Regions from separate parts of the Homo sapiens genome. Here region 1 is linked to region 2. The links are chromatin loops, found by intact Hi-C in ENCODE. Cell type or tissue: mammary epithelial cell. All regions are shown on one strand. Links, peaks and the distances in the headings refer to the core of each region. The heading gives the core; the rest is flanking DNA.

Region 1 (2,924 bases), core at 183-2,682, 930 kb before region 2:
CTCCTTCCCAGTCCACTGTCTCTGGGCCTGGTTCAGCACTAGGACACATCTAAGAGTTGTAGCCCTGGCCGGGCACAGTGGCTCACGCCTGTAATCCCAGCACTTTGGGAGGCCGAGGCAGGCGGAACATGAGGTCAAGAGATCGAGACCATCCTGGCCAACAAGGTGAAACCCCATCTCTACTAAAAATACAAAAATTAGCTGGGCATGATGGCACACGCCTGTAGTCCCAGCTACTCAGGAGGCTGAGGCAGGAGAATCGCTTGAACATTGGAGGCAGAGGTTGCAGTGAGCCAAGATTGCACCACTGCACTCCAGCCTGGGCGACAGTGAGAATCCATCTCAAAAAAAAAAAAAAAAAAAAAAAAAAGAATTGCAGTCCTTATGGCCTAGACTGCCTTTCAAGTTTACTTTGAGACGGAGAGCACTGTAGCCCTTGGTGGAGAGGTTTGGGGAAATTCAAGTTAGGATAGTTGAGATTTGCAATTCTTTTCTGGGTAGGGCTGGTTTAAATGCTTTTTCTGTGGGCAGGCATCAGCTGAGTTTGGTCCAGTTTTCCTTTCTTCTCTAAAAGGACAACACTGAGTTCAATGAATCACAATTGCTGTGCTCCCCTGCCCCCAGCAACCAGAGATGCTCTCTGTACCACATAGCCACTATGGAGGTTTGGGGAAGCTTGGCATTGGCAATTCAGGACTGGTTTTTTTCTATCTCTTCCGTGCCTTTTTCAGTGATATGAAGTTACAACCAGGTTCTATGAGTGTTCATGTGATTTTTTGGTTCTTATGAAAGCTTTTTTTTTTTTCTGTTTACATAAAAATAGTTTCCAGACATTGTCTTTCTTTTTCTTTTACAGCAGCAACCCAGATTACTCTGGGTAATCAAAATCAATCATTCCAGCCAGTAGATTAGCTCCCTTTTAGCTCCTTTTTTTGTTAGTTTGCTTATTTGTTTAGTGGTGGAGGGAGCCCAAAGTGACCAGATCAAAACTTCATCTTTCAATTTGATGAAGTCATTGCTATGGACCTATCATGTCCCCCAGGGGAAGCATTCCTCTTGTAGGCTAAGATCTCCAATCCAGCAGAGCTCAACATTATCAGAATAAGAGGCAAAATTTTGCAGGGGGTTATTAGATAATAGAGTAGACATTTTCACTTTCACACCTTGATTCCAGGACACACGCACTCTGACTGTAGGAAAAACAATGACATACAGTGACCTCTGATTCAAAGCATAAACTGCACCCTATAAAACAAAATCCTGCGCATTCAAGCTGTAATTTACCAATTGACACCATAACAGAGTCTTTATTAAGCCATGTTACCTTTCAATTAGGCCAACTGCTCTTGGGTAATGAGGTATATGGGAAGGCCATTTGATTCTAAGACATGATCCCATTATTGCATTTCCTTTGCTGTGAAATGCACTTCTGGATCCAACGCAGTACTGTGAGGAATCCCATCACGGTGGGTCAGGCATTATTTGAGTCCATTTATGGTAGTACTAAAAGAAATATTACCAGCAGGGAAGATAAACTCATATCCGGATCATATGTCTATTCCAATGAGGATAAATCTGTCACTTCCGTGATGGAAGAGAGCCAATTCAATCAACCTGCCGCTAGGTGGCAGGGTGGTCCCCAGGGAATGGTGCCACAATGGAAACTGTTGATATCCAAAATTGGCAGATAGACAAATGGGACTTAATTAAACTAAAAAGCTTCTGCATAGAAAAAGGAATACAAACAGGCAACCCTCGGAATGGGAACAAATATTTGAAAACCATTTATCCAACAAGGACTAATATCCATAATTTACAAGGGACTCAACAACTCAACAACAAAAACTAATAATCCATTAAAAATACGCAAAGAATATTAATAGTCATTTTTCAAAAGAAGACATCTGATGGCCAACAGGTGTATAAAAAAATGCTCAATATCACTAATCATCAAAGAAATGCAAATTAAAACCACAATGAGATATGATCTAAGGCCAGTCAGAATGGTTATTATTAAAAAGACAAAAAATAACAAATGTTGGTAGAATGTGGAGGAAAGAGAACTCTTATACACTGTTAGTGGGAACATAAAACAGTATGGAGATTTCTCAGAGAACTAAAAATAGAACTACTATTCAATCCAGCAATTCCACTATCTGGTAACCACTCAAAAGAAAATAAATCATTATATCAAAAAGATAACCGCACCTATATGTTTGTGGAAGAACTATTCACAATAGCAAAGATATGGAATCAACCTAAGTGTCCATCAGTGGATAACTGGATAAAGAAAATGTGGCACATGTCCGTAATGTGACACCATTTAGCAGTAAAAAAACAAAAAAAAATTTTTGTCTTTTGAAGCAACTTTAATGGAACTGGAGGACATTAGCTTTAGTGAAACAAGTGAGACATAGCAAGACAAATACTGTATATTCTCACTTTATAAGTGGGAGCTGAATAATGTGTATGCATGGATGTAGAATGTGGAATAACAGACAAAGGAAACTCGGACAGGTGAAAGAGTGGAAGTGAGGGAAGTGATGATAAATCACTTAATGAGTGTAATGTATATTATTTGAGTGATGTGATGCATGCCATAACTTTATACACATACTAGAAAAGAAATTTTGGAGAATTAAAAGCAAAAAAAATGGTAGATCAGGCTACACATTAGTGGTAGCCAGGTCAACCTTAGTAAGAAGTTCCTGTTGAGCCCAGACATAGCCTACAACCCTGTTATTATGGTCACCATGTTCATCAGTCCATTGGGCAAGCACTGGGGTGGCTGGGGAAAGAGAATTGCTAACATACACAGAGATATTACTTTGTTTACTTATTTTTCCCCAGATTTATTGAGTTATTGACAAAGGTCTATGTACTTAAGGTTTAAAATGTGATGTTTTGACATATATATACATTGT
Region 2 (2,915 bases), core at 1-2,500:
GACTACAGGCGCCCGCCACTACGCCCGGCTAATTTTTTGTATTTTCAGTAGAGACGGGGTTTCACCGTTTTAGCCGGGATGGTCTCGATCTCCTGACCTCGTGATCCGCCCGCCTCGGCCTCCCAAAGTGCTGGGATTACAGGCGTGAGCCACCGCGCCCGGCCGGATGTCCACTCTTAAAAGATAATGTGCACTTAAACCATGAGCTTGTTAATGGATACCATGGGATTCTCTGCAAATGTCTGCTCTGAGGCTTATACCTGACTTGGGATGGGGGCAGACAGGAAACTCCAACAATGAATGAGATGTACTATCCCAGCAGCTCAGAAAGATTAGGACTCAGATACAGATTTAAATTTATTCTTGAAAAATAACATGACATGCATGTCTTGCACATCTGAGTTTGTGTAGTCAAATTCAAGCCCATTACATAGGTGAGTTTCCATTAGGATTTGCCAAGAAATTCAAAGCTGGTGAAGCAAATAAGCAAAGAGGGCCTTTGGAAGTAAGTCATAATAACCATTTGTCCAGCATCCCAAATCCCACGCCCGGACCACATACAATAACATCAATTCTTTCTAGAAAGCTATTCCTCAAAACACACTGTAGCATATTTATTGACAATGGACAATATTTAACAGAATTGGTATTTCACTATTTCTATTGTATATCTGTTTATCATAGATAATAGTGTGCCAATTAACAGTTTGAGGTCTCTCAGCTCTAAATTCATCTTTCATTGCCTGCTCTGCAAAAATTGAGCTAGACCCTGAAAATATTTCTCCTTTACCAGCTGGCATGATATTAAGTCTTGTCAGTAGAGGGAATGGGAAAGAAGGGGACATAAGAGGAAGGGGTTTTTTTCTTTCAGGTCTTATGTTCTCCCCCTACCCAGCTTCTATGGTGTGAGGCTGCTCCAGTGTCTGGCTTCTGAAGTGAATGATTTCTTCAGCATGTAGCAATAGCAGCACCCAGTGGCTGGCAGTTCACTCAACACTACCAGGGACCTCTCTGTGGACACCCAGCATCTCAGAGGGATGATTTCCAGTAAATTCCACTGTCATGACATCTCAGCCAACTTACTCACCATGCAGAAAGCCATGGCCTTGTCTGCCCAATAAGGTTGGATCCTCCCTGAGGGGAGGAAGGAACATTCTTGGGAGTGCTATCTATGGGTAGAAGCTACTTCTCATATCTGCTTCTTCCATTCTTTACAGTTCTCTTTACTTTTTACTAGACAATCCTCATTACATCAACCCTCTGTTATAGCTAATAATTTTTCATACAAAACTTTCCAGGTTCAAATTACTGTGTGCTTTCTATCTCTTGGTTGGACCCTGATTGATACAGTAGTTTGGGTTTGTTTTCAGGTATTTAACACTAAACTTTTGGGCAAGAAAGGCTTTGATTTTTTAAGAGATAGTGTCTTCCTCTGTCACACAGGCTGAATTGCAGTGGTATGATCATAGCTCACTGCAGCCTTGAACTCCTGGGCTCAAGCGATCCTCCCACCTCAGCCTCCCAGGCAGCTAGGATTACAGGCATTTGCCACTATACCCAGCTAGATTTAAAGCACATCCTGCAATTCCACTTCTAAGCACACATCCAACAGAAATGTATGCGTATGTTCACCAAGACTTGTACAAGATTGTTCATTTCAGCACTGTTTTTAGAAGCCAAAAACTGGAAATTACAACAGTAAAAAATGAATGAATAAACTGTTGTTTAGTCACATCACACAACAGAATATTACAAGCGATGATAATAAATGAACATGAATTAATCTCACAAGCATAATGTTAAGCAAAAGAAGCCAGCACTAAAGAATACATCTTGTATTATTTTAAAACACATTGTATGATTGTATAACTTACTCAAGAACAGACAAAACTAATCTATGGTGTTAAGAGTCAGATGTAGCCTTGGGGAGGTGGGAAATGACTGGAAGTGAGGTAGGAGACTTGTTTTCTAGTCACAACCCTGTTGACCAAAGGAGGATCTGGTCCAGACAGGATAATGTGAAGAAACTGGCCAAAATCAGCAGATGGCAATGACAGTAATCCCCAGCTTCCCTCATTGTTCATTAGCATGGGACACTCCCACCAGCACCATGACACTTTACAAATGCCATGGCAACAACCTGGGAGTTACATCTTTCCATGGCAACAATCTGGAAGTTACTGCCCCTTTCCAAGAAAGTTCTACCCATATTTTCAATTTGCATTAAACTACTCCTTAATTTGCATATAATTAAAAGTGGGTATAAATGCAGTTGTCAAGAGCCCATACCTTGCTGACTCTGGGTGCATTGCCTATGAGTTATCTGTGCTCCACAAGGAGCAGTGCCATTCAATAAAAGATTCCTGCCTAACACCACTGGCTCACCTTTGAATATTTTCCTGGGCAAAGCCAAGAACCCTCCCAGGCTAAGCCCCAGTTTGGAGGCCTGCGTGTCCTGAATCAGAAGGCGGTATAAGGAGGTTTCTGATTCTGAAAGGCTGATAATGTTCTGTTTCATAATCTGGGTGCTGGCTTCATGGATATGTTCAGTTTGTGAAATTTGTTGAGCTGCTTATTAATGATATGTGCACTTCATATATTTATTTATATATATATTTTTTTTTATATATATATATATATGTAAAGTTAAGGAAATATGTGGACAGATATGCTTATATACTTTAAGGCCCCAAAACTTTATTTCTCCAAGTTTCATTCTAGAGAAATGCTGACCAACATGTTCGGGGGTAGCTCAGTGCAAGTCCTCTGAGAAGTAGGTGCCAAGATAAGACTGGACATGCAAATGATTTATTGGGAGAAATGTCTATGAAGAATAAAGGGAAAAGGAGCAGAAGAAAGCAGGAAGACCCTTCAGGCTATGATAAAGATCTGATATCTATGAGAGAGAGAAGGAA

What was found. Hi-C counts contacts between places; a loop is a spot of excess contacts. Peaks named below come from ENCODE experiments on the same cell type or tissue, not always from the same donor. Only the 100,000 strongest peaks of a DNase experiment are listed, where the experiment ranks them.
Region 1: a loop joins it to region 2, with 7 times the contacts of the local background. A loop is called at or near these places in 3 of 110 quality-filtered maps.

Annotation. Positions count from the first base shown.
Region 1 is chr20:7,093,307-7,096,230 of GRCh38, reverse strand. No RefSeq gene overlaps it. Among named protein-coding and RNA genes, the nearest start is that of LINC01428, 160 kb to the left of the region's middle. In mammary epithelial cell, for the core only: a CTCF peak has its summit at 1,628 (motif pointing right); a DNase peak (open chromatin) is centred at 1,610.
Region 2 is chr20:6,167,562-6,170,476 of GRCh38, reverse strand. No RefSeq gene overlaps it. Among named protein-coding and RNA genes, the nearest start is that of FERMT1, 46 kb to the right of the region's middle. In mammary epithelial cell, for the core only: a CTCF peak has its summit at 979; no DNase peak of the experiment used is centred there.